3 separate regions of the Homo sapiens genome follow, and all the other regions are linked to region 1. The links are chromatin contacts, found by Hi-C or POLR2A ChIA-PET in ENCODE. All regions are on one chromosome and are shown on one strand. The core of a region is the stretch at or near the end of the contact, and the rest is flanking DNA. Distances in the headings are between cores, read along the strand shown. Region 1 overlaps DGKG (diacylglycerol kinase gamma). Region 2 overlaps DGKG (diacylglycerol kinase gamma). Region 3 overlaps DGKG (diacylglycerol kinase gamma).

Region 1 (3,152 bases), core at 208-2,707:
TTTTTAGTAGAGATGGGGTTTCTCCATGTTGGTCAGGCTGGTCTCGAACTCCCAACTTCAGGTGATCCACCTGCCTCGGCTTCCCAAAGTGCTGGGATTACAGGCGTGAGCCACCATGCCCGGCTGAGCTCTGCTCTTTCTTAGTGGTAGTGCAGGTGGATAGTAATGCTTAGGACAAGAACTTCAAATGTGAATCAACTGGCATTCTCCAACACAAAATAGAATTATAGGCGTAGGGACTTTTTTTTTTTTTAGGTTTGAGCTTATTATACTATGTTCCAGGCACTTTCACATCCATCATCTTCCTAATAAGCCATGTATTATTATGCCAGTTTTACAGATGAGGAAGCTGAGACTTAGGGTGGTTGGGTAATTTCCCAAGATCTATAAAACTAGAAGCATAAAGGCAAAATTTAAACCCAGATTATCTAACTGTAAGCATGGGGCTTTTCCCAATACCCCTTATTGCTTTCTTATCAGCCAATGTTTCTATAGAACCCATTCCATGCTAATCTTGAATGACCTTCTTACTCGGATTGTTTTTCCCAGGAGAAAGACTAATCTTTGATGGAGTGCAGTGGTGTGATCTCAGCTCACTGCAACCTCCGCCCCTTGGGTTCAAGCAATTCTCCTGCCTCAGCCTCCCTTGTAGCTGGGATTACAGGCATGTGCTACCATGCCTGGCTAATTTTTGTATTTTTAGTAGAGATGGGGTTTCATCATTTTGGCCAGGCTGGTCTCAAACTCCTGACCTCAAGTGATTCGCCTGCCTCGGCCTCCCAAAGTGCTGGGATTACAGGTGTGAGCCACTGCGCCCGGCCTGATGAGAGATTTGAGAGCAACCCCTCCCATCATCATTTCCTCTTCCATTTCCTATGATAAGCTCATTCCCTCCTACTGTGTCCTGATTTCTCCCTCTCCTCCAACTCCAATGAAACTGCCAAGGAGTTAAGAATCGCAACACATGAAGAGGCTGCAGAGAGAGCTCTCTGCCTCCTCAGCCAGTAGCCTATAAATCCCGGGACAAAATACACTGAGAGAAGGTAGAAATTTGAATATAATTCTGTCCAAGAAAGAGTCCACATAGACCAAAATCTGACTATGCCTTAATTTTGCGGAACTGTAAGGAATCTTAAAATATAATTGTCAGACTTGCTTATTTTACAGATACAGAAAACTGAGACCCAAGAAGGGGAAAGGACTTGCCTCAAGTCACACACTAGCGACAGGCAGAGTCTGGACTGGAACTCCAGTCTTCTGACTCCCAGGCGAATGCTTTTTCACTAAAATACGTTGCCTCTTTAGCTTTTCCCATTAACAACTCAACTTACATGAGATCATAGCCCTTTCAAGAAGAAAGCTCAGTGCTGGCATCTCTGCAAAGCCCAGAAGTCAGTGCCCCACTCTGATCAGCTGATGTCCTCATCTAAAGAACAGGAAGTGGTTTCACTTCTAGCTCTGAAAGCACATTGTAGGGGTGAGAAAGGGGGATTTGGGGAAGAGAGTTCCTGTACATGATAGTCAAAAGCAATCAGCAGACACTTTGGTCTTGCTTGAAGAAGGGGAAGATGTAAGGTCAGACATGTAAGAGGAAGATGAAGGTTGTCCTTGATCAGCACATGATCTCATCAAGAGCTTCCCCCAGCCCTAGGGTGGTGGAGAGTCGAAGTGGGGAGCAGGGAGGGTGGTGGTGGGGATTCAGCTCTGCTCATTCCCTTCTCTGCTCTGAGGGAGCTAGATACCAGAGCGGGGGTTGAGATAGGAGCACCAGGGTAGGAAAATTTGCAGGAACTTGATACAACCTTCAATGCTTCCCCTACCCTCTGTTAGCACCCACAACTTCCCCTGCCAAGGGAGGAAGGAGGAACACATTATTCAGCTTTATACACTGAAAAGTTTACTGTGTGAAATAAAGGGGACTTAAGGGGTCAACAGAGGCCGGGCATGGTTCTTCACACCTGTAATCCCAGCACTTTGGGAGGCTGAGGCGGGTGGATCACCTGAGGGCAGGAGTTTGAGACCAGCCTGGTCAACATGGAGAAACCCCATCTCTATTAAAAATAGAAAAAAGTAGCCGGGCGTGATGGTGCACGCCTGTAATCCCAGCTACTCGGGAGGCTGAGGCATGAGAATCACTTGAACCTGGGAGGAGGAGGTTGCAGTGAGCCAACATGTGCCACTGCACTCTAGCCTGGGTGACAGAGTGAGACTCTGCCTCAAAAAAAAAAAAAAAAAAAAAGAGGTCAACAATTCCTGAATCCTCTCTTAAAGGACAGAGGTGTGGAGATGATGTTTCCTGATGACCTGGCCTGGAATATAACAATCTGATTGTCAAATAGACGGGTGTGAAACAAGAGAATAACTTCCCCAACCCCCGCCTTGATGTCAGCGGAGTTTTGTTTTCTTCTAGTGGTGGGATCACATCCCACCTTAGCACTAACAGCCTGGAACATCAAAGCACACAGACGCAGAGCCATGGAATGCCAGGCATGGGAGAGACTGAGGGCATTTGCCTGTAGCAATGGTGTTCAAACCTGGCAGCCCATCAGAGTCATCTGGGGAGCTCATTAAAATTGAGATTCCCAGGAACCAGCACAGAGATTGATTAGGTAGATCTAGGCTGGGGTCCACAAATCTTCATTTTCAACAAGCAGCTGGTTTAAGAACCAAGGTTCTGGTTCAACCCCATCCATCCACCTATCAAAACTTTGATACAAGATATTGTTTTTACAGTAAAGAAAACTGGGGTGCCAAAAATAGGTTAGTAGCAGGTCTTGGACTAGAATTTTGTCTCCTGCCTGCTGGTATGGTGTTTCTGCCAGCGCTTTTACACCTGGCTTTCTCCTCCAGCTCACCTGTCCATTGAGGACCTGTGAGGACCCGTGAGCCCACAGGGGAATCAGCTGCCAGGAGCTTTGATTGAATCTCTCCATTTGGATCACTGGTGGAAAATGGCTACTTTTGGGGCTGGGGTAGAGGTGGTTTTAAGGACATTCTCAGAAAGCTGTGTTTGTATTCTGGTGAGTTAAAAGTGGAAGGCCCAGCTGGTGGCCTCTAAAGCATACTACCCAGTTGTTCCAGACAGAAAGAATAGTTGGTTCATGGGAGCAGCCTGCTGTGTTGGAGGAACCAGAGTGGAGGAGGCAGAGTGA
Region 2 (3,152 bases), core at 226-2,725, 57 kb after region 1:
GGCTCAAGTCTGTAATCCCAGCACTTTGGGAGCCTGAGGTGGGTGGCTCACTTGAGGTCAGGAGTTCGAGACCAGCCTGGCCAACATGGTGAAACACTGTCTCTACTAAAAATACAAAAATCAGCTGGGTGTGGTAGTGGGTGCCTGTAATCCCAGCTACTTGGGAGGCTGAGACGGAAGAATTGTTTGAACCCAGGAGGTGGAAGTTGCAGTGAGCCAAGATCGCGCCACTGCACTCCAGGCTGAGCAACAGAGCGAAACTCCATGAAAAAAAAAAAAAAAAGATACTTGTGTGAAAAGAGGACCTTAAAAGCCTGAGGAATGGGTTGAAGAGGAGTACTTTTTAAAAAAGTGGTTTGTGTGTATCTGGGAGTGCAAAAGACCGTTAGAGGAGATCATCTGAACTGTAAGTTTGTGACTATAGTATCAGGGGCTGGAAGTACACGTGTTCCTAGTGTGCAGTGAGTGTGTATAGTCTGTGTGTGTGAGAGCAAGAAGATGCTGTGGCAGGATGCACTTCCTAAAAGGTTCGTTCAGCTGCTATCGGATCCCACAGATCGCTCTTTCTGAAGCTATAGTGTTCAGTTTCTGACCTCTAAAAAGACCTCCTTCTTCTTGGTTGACTTCTCAGGCTGTGGGGTCAGGACAAAGAGTAGGAATGAAAATGGCCAGTGATGAAAATGATGGGTCCTGGGCTTTAAATGAATGTCTTCAATGAACACTCTAACCTCTCTTTTAAGGACAATTCTTGCTTGTAATCCCAGCACTTTGGGAGGCCGAGGAGGACGGGTCACTTGAGGTCAGGAGTTTGAGACCAGCCTGGTGAACATAGTGAAACCCCATCTCTACTAAAAATACAAAAGTTAGCCAGGCATGATGGTGCACGCCTGTAGTCCCAGCTACTCAGGAGGCTGAGGCAGGAGAATCGCTTGAACCTGGGAGGAGGAGGTTGCAGTGAGACAAGATCACGCCACTGCACTCTGGCCTGGGTGACAGAGTGAGATTCCATCTCAAAAATAAATAAATAAATAAATAAATAAAAAGACAATTCTGTGGGCTAAATAAAAGTCAACACCTTTAGGCTCAAAAACAAAGTCCAAATCATTATCCATTCTTCTCCCAACCTACCTAGGGTTGGGGTGGGAACAGTGTCTGAAATAGTGGTCATCTTGAAATAGTACAACAAAGAAAAAGAAAGAAAGAATGAAAATTGACTAATGAGAAGATACAGACAAAGAAGGAAAGAGGGAGAAAGGGGTAGCTATACGTCAGTCACAACTAAGTTCTGGCAAATTTCATCCTACAAGGAAGAAGGGTTTGCTTTCTCTTGCAAATGATCTGGTTTCCTCTTTCCTTTCATTTTTGAACCTAACTTGGTGACTTCACAGAGTGCCCAGGCTGAGGCTGGGACTTAGTGGGTTCCGGGTCTCCAGCCTTTGCAGGTACCTCTCTGCTGCTGCCCTCTGCTGTCGGGGGAGGCAAAGGAGACACCCTTCTGGTCCTCCTGGTCCAAGTCCCGGAGCTGCCACCTCCTCCCATTTGAGACCGACAGAAGCTAGGGTCTCTTCCAGCCTCCCTGCTCTTCCCCAAAAGAATCATGAGGGGCTGGGGTTGGAGGCGCTGTACTTGGAAGCAGCAGAGACTCAGGACGGGGGTTCCAGTTAGACAAGGGCAGACGCCCTCCCACCTCCTCCCCTGCAAAAGCAGGCCCTTCATACCCACCTCCTGCCCTCCAGCCCTGCCCTCTGCACAGATCCTTTGGGAGAGGACAGGCAGTTAGCCTGCGCCAAGTTTCTGACACTTTTTTTTTTCTTGGAAATGGAAACCCTCCTTCCGGCAAGTGGCAGGAAGGCCAAGTCCCCAGCGGCCCTGGCTGGGAAAATTTCCAGAGAGCAGGTGAAAGGCCTCTGTTCCGCCAGGGCCACACTGGGTGGGTGGCAGCGCAGCCGGGCCTGCAGCTTACCTGCTGTTGAATTTTTCAGGATGTTTCTCTCTCATCACATGGAATCTGTGTGCAATGGAAGCGTCCTGAAAGTGAAAGAGACAAAGCAGATCCTTGGTGAGTGGTCATGACAGTGCAGTGCGGAGGGAAGGGACGCACGCATGCACTCGCTGAGTCATGCCAACCCTGGGACTCTATCTATCGCATGGTGGGGCTCCAGGTCACATCCGCGGAGCCAACAGAGGCTCAACACTGCCTCCAGGGGGATGAGCTAGCACCACCAATACTCTTACAGCCTATGCCAGTTGACTCTGGAGTCCTTGCTATTTCACTCTAGCCCGGACCCGCTGAGAACAGATAGATAGTTCAGGGGTGAGTGAAGGGGAAAGCCTTTGCCCTCTGGGGAGACTGAGAGTCTGTGAGCAGTTAGAGATCAGGAGCCTGTGTCTGGGGCTGAGCATGAGTCTCTGGAAATGACTTTCCATACTAGTTCTTTTTAAAATAGTTTTTATTTTGGAATATTTTGACTCACAATTAAGTTGCAAAAATAGCATAGAGTTCCTAGGTCCCGTTCACTCAGCTTCCCCCAATGATAACATTTTATATAACTATAGGATATTGTCAAAACCAGAAACCTGACATTGGTAGATGCTATTAGATATTAAGTCTTAACCATCCACACCAATAGAAATAATTAGTGGCACTGGATAACATGCTTACTAGATAATAAAACAAAATTAAACTCTGGCTTCTGCTTCTTGATCACTTCACTCGAAGGACTCCCTCCAAGGCCAATAAGAGTCATTATTACATCATGTGGACACTGCCCTCCTATTAGCACATCCCTTTGCCACACTAGCGGCCCCCTGCACTCCAGCACTCACAGTTAGGATGGCTGTCATGCACTGTGCTCCTGGGCTCTCCATCCTCTGACCACAACTCCCTAACCCTGGGTTCTACCTGCGGCCCCCACTCCACACCGTGGCCATCTCGTGAGTTCTCGTGGCTGTTACCAGCATCTGAATGATGATAGCTCCAAAGTGTCAATCTCTAGAGCCAACCCTAAGCCTCAAACCTGAAACGGAACTTGTCTTTCCTCCTCAAACTCGGTCTTCCACCCTCGACAATGGTCTCATTTTCCAGCAGAAGAATGTGTAACGCCCCTTCACCGCTCAGGCCCCATACTGGTACTTTGGGTGCAGGTGCTGGG
Region 3 (3,152 bases), core at 193-2,692, 33 kb before region 1:
ACAGGAAGCAATTAGAATTCAAAGACCTGGGTTTGAGTCCAGACACTTCCACTTCTTTGCTGTGAACATTTAGATGAATCATTGACTCTTCAGAGCCAGTGCTTACTGAACTGTAAATGAGGAGGATAACATTTGTCTTATTTTCCTCACAAAGATCAAAGAATAGATTGTCAATGAAAGCCCACTGTAAACTGTAAAATGGAAAGTAACAGTTAGTAAAATCCTTGTCTTATGGAGAAAGAGAAGGAGAAAGATGGATGTCAAAAGAAACAGAACCTATGAACTCATTCTTGTGGTTTTTACCACATTATAGGAAATGACAGTGTGACCGCAGGGAACAACAGAACTCTTGAACACAGAACCATCAACGAGTTTAAATCAATGTCGGCTAAACCAAGTGGTGTCCAAAACAAGGTGGGCATGGAATGAGAAAAGTCTGATGGGAACAAGGAGGAAAGAATTTTAAAATCTGAAGGAAGGAAAGGAAATGTGTTGATGAAAAGGGAGTGGGTAGAGAAGTCACAGATGAGCAGGTTGAGTTCAGGGCAAACTATGAGAAATGTGGTCATGGACACAGGTGGGGCAGCTGGTGTGGGGTTTTAAAGGGAGGCAGAAAGACTGGGTTCACATGAAGAAATGAGGAAGCATGAGAGATGGCATTCTGTGCTGGAGAATAACATGACACAAAAGAAAAGAGTTTGAGGGAAATTATTTAACAGCTGTTGTCAAGGTGAGCTGGGGTAGTGAGTGCCTGGCTAAGAGGGCACTACTGTAAGCCAGGTTTACATTGAAAGGGCTCCAGGAACTGTAATCCCAGCACTTCGGGAGGCTGAGATGGGCGGATCACTTGAGCCCAGGAGTTTGAGACCAGCCTGGCCAACATGGTGAAACCCCGTTTGTACTAAAAATACAGAAATTAGTTGGAGGTGGTGGCAGGCACCTGTAATCCCAGCTACGTGGGAGGCTGAGGTAGGAGAATCACTTGAACCCGGGAGGCGGAGGTTGTGGTGAGCCAAGATTGCACCACTGCACTCCAGCCTGTGCGACAGAGAGAGACTCCATCTCAAAAAAATAAAATAAAAATAAAGGGCTCCAGGAAATGGAAGGGAAGGATAGAACCAGAAGACACTGTGGACAATTAGCATAACCTGGTGCTAAAAGCTGAAAATGATCCTTATGTTGGCTTCCACCAGCCCAGAGACCTAAAAGGGGAGAGAGTCTCTGTTTTTTGATAGTCACCAGAGGAGAAAACCGAGAATGCATCAACATCATTTTGTGCTGTGTGTCTTATTGTGGGCATTATGTTTATCCCAGGACGCACGGAAGCGAGGCATAGGCTGGAGACTGGAGACTCGGACAGCACTTATCTGTGGCATGCAATGTAGCATTCTTTGTTCCCCTGTGGAACACGTTTGTGGCATGTTCCCCTGTGGTCAGCCTTCTCTCACTCCTGATCTCCCATGCCCATGAGGGGAAGGACTTCAGCTTATTCACCACGGCACTCTCTGAGCCAGTGCAGTGCCTGTTCAGGGTACAACACACTGTGGAAGTACTGACTGATAAGCCCTACGTGCTGGCAGTGGAGATGGCTCTGTTGGAAGCAGAGGATGGTAGCTGGTGCCTACATTTCCCGCTGGTAGAGCCCCTCCCCCACATTTTTTTATTTTTGAGACAGAGTCTCGCTCTATCACCCAGGCTGGAGTGCAGTGATGCAATCTCGGCTCACTGCAACCTCCACCTCCCAGGTTCAAGCGATTCTTCTGCCTCAGCCTCCTGAGTAGCTGGGACTACAGGTGCTTATCACCATGCCTGGCTAATTTTTTTATTTTTAGTAGAGACGGGGTTTCACCATGTTGGCCAGGATGGTCTCGATCTCCTGACCTCATGATCCGCCCGTGTCGGCCTCCCAAAGTGCTGGGATTACAGGCACCAGCTGCCGCGCCCGGCCTTTTTTTTTTTTTTTTTTTTATTTAGATGACACAAGACCCTTGCTTCTCTTTTTTATCCCTTTAGCTGAGCTATTTATTTGCTAGTTAGTACCTCCAGGGCACGGAAGAGGAAGTAAAACTCAAATCTCTCCTGCTTGTTTTTCAGCGGTTCTGACAAAGGTCTTGACAGGGTAGGAGTCTGGGGCTCCTGGGTAACATAATATTTTGGTCAGCTTTGTGGATTCTATTACTATAGAACCGAAAGAAGTATGAAATCATATCCTCATTTCCAGTCAAAGAGATATCAGTCCCTTACCCTCAAATTAGGGGCTAGCAGGTAAAATAGTTATGATCCTATTTTAGGAGGTAGTTGGATGTGGCTAAGCCTGCCTTTTCAAACCCTGATAGAAAGAGGTCATCCCACGTTTCTGTAGTTAGCACCCAAGCTTCTTTGGTAATTGGGCGAGTCAGGCCATTAACTAAAGTCTCCATGATTTTCTTAAAAACTATTCACATCACTGACAGCACCTGGCCAAGTGCTAAGATCAGCAGCTTAGTGCATAGTTTTCTGTTTGATCACAGAGAGAATTGATACACTAGACTCTTGCATGATAGTTCGAAGTTCACAAAACTATTACAGCATGTAATTTCCCCTTTAAAATAGAATAAAAATGTGAACTTCACTAGTGCTGGGGATTGACTTTGTTGGGGGCTGTTTTCTGCAAACCAACACATTCTTATTACTTCAAGAGAAGCAAGAGATTGAGGGACTTCTTCCTGAATGTTGCCTTCTCAGGGTGTGTAATTCAGATAATGCCTAGTAAAATGGCCAATAACCTGAAGTGTGAACCCTTCCCAAACCATTTGAAAGGTGTCTGAGGGGCCAGGCGCGGTGGCTCACGCCTGTAATCCCAGCACTTTGAGAAGCCCAGAGGGGCAGATCGCATGAGCGCAGGAGTTCAAGACCAGCCTGGGGAACATGGTGAAACTTCGTCTCTACAAAAAATACAAAAATTAGCTAGACGTGGAGGCGCGCCCTTAGCTACTTGGAAGGCTGAGGTGAGAGGATCGCTTGAGCCTGGGAGGTCGAGGCGGCAGTGAGCCGTGTTCTCGCCACTGTACTCCAGCCTGGGTGACAAAGTGAGACCTTGTCTCAACAACAACAAAACAACAAAAAAGAAAAGTGTCTGAGGTCTGCTGTAATTTGAACTGGAGATGCATAGA

Evidence for each region. A loop is a pair of places that touch in the nucleus more often than their neighbours do. ChIA-PET counts read pairs that join two places held with the same protein, here RNA polymerase II (POLR2A). Pooled maps may share reads with other maps.
Region 2: a loop to region 1 is called in a pooled map, with 3 times the contacts of the local background. The contact joins two enhancer-like sites. A Hi-C loop is called at or near these places in 2 of 168 maps with a recorded cell type or tissue (endothelial cell of hepatic sinusoid and transverse colon) and 8 of 50 pooled maps. POLR2A ChIA-PET finds 5 or more read pairs at or near these places in 1 of 52 experiments (PC-9).
Region 3: a pooled map shows a loop between it and region 1 (4-fold over the local background). The contact joins two enhancer-like sites. A Hi-C loop is called at or near these places in 3 of 168 maps with a recorded cell type or tissue (B cell, heart right ventricle and posterior vena cava), 3 of 37 single-sample maps with no recorded cell type and 9 of 50 pooled maps. POLR2A ChIA-PET finds 5 or more read pairs at or near these places in 3 of 52 experiments (GM10248, activated B cell and activated T-cell).

What each region holds. Positions count from the first base shown.
Region 1 is chr3:186,183,879-186,187,030 of GRCh38, forward strand. All of the region lies in intron 22 of DGKG (diacylglycerol kinase gamma), which reads right to left. Among named protein-coding and RNA genes, the nearest start is that of ETV5, 76 kb to the left of the region's middle. Within about 2 kb of position 1,458, at least 5 of the 41 ENCODE cell types and tissues checked have a DNase peak (open chromatin) inside an H3K27ac peak, as active enhancers do.
Region 2 is chr3:186,240,541-186,243,692 of GRCh38, forward strand. DGKG (diacylglycerol kinase gamma) reads right to left here. Exons shown (of 25, transcript NM_001346.3): 20 at 1,964-2,028. Among named protein-coding and RNA genes, the nearest start is that of DGKG, 120 kb to the right of the region's middle. RefSeq lists an enhancer at 1,714-1,763. Within about 2 kb of position 1,476, at least 18 of the 41 ENCODE cell types and tissues checked have a DNase peak (open chromatin) inside an H3K27ac peak, as active enhancers do.
Region 3 is chr3:186,151,014-186,154,165 of GRCh38, forward strand. All of the region lies in intron 24 of DGKG (diacylglycerol kinase gamma), which reads right to left. Among named protein-coding and RNA genes, the nearest start is that of ETV5, 44 kb to the left of the region's middle. Within about 2 kb of position 1,443, at least 4 of the 41 ENCODE cell types and tissues checked have a DNase peak (open chromatin) inside an H3K27ac peak, as active enhancers do.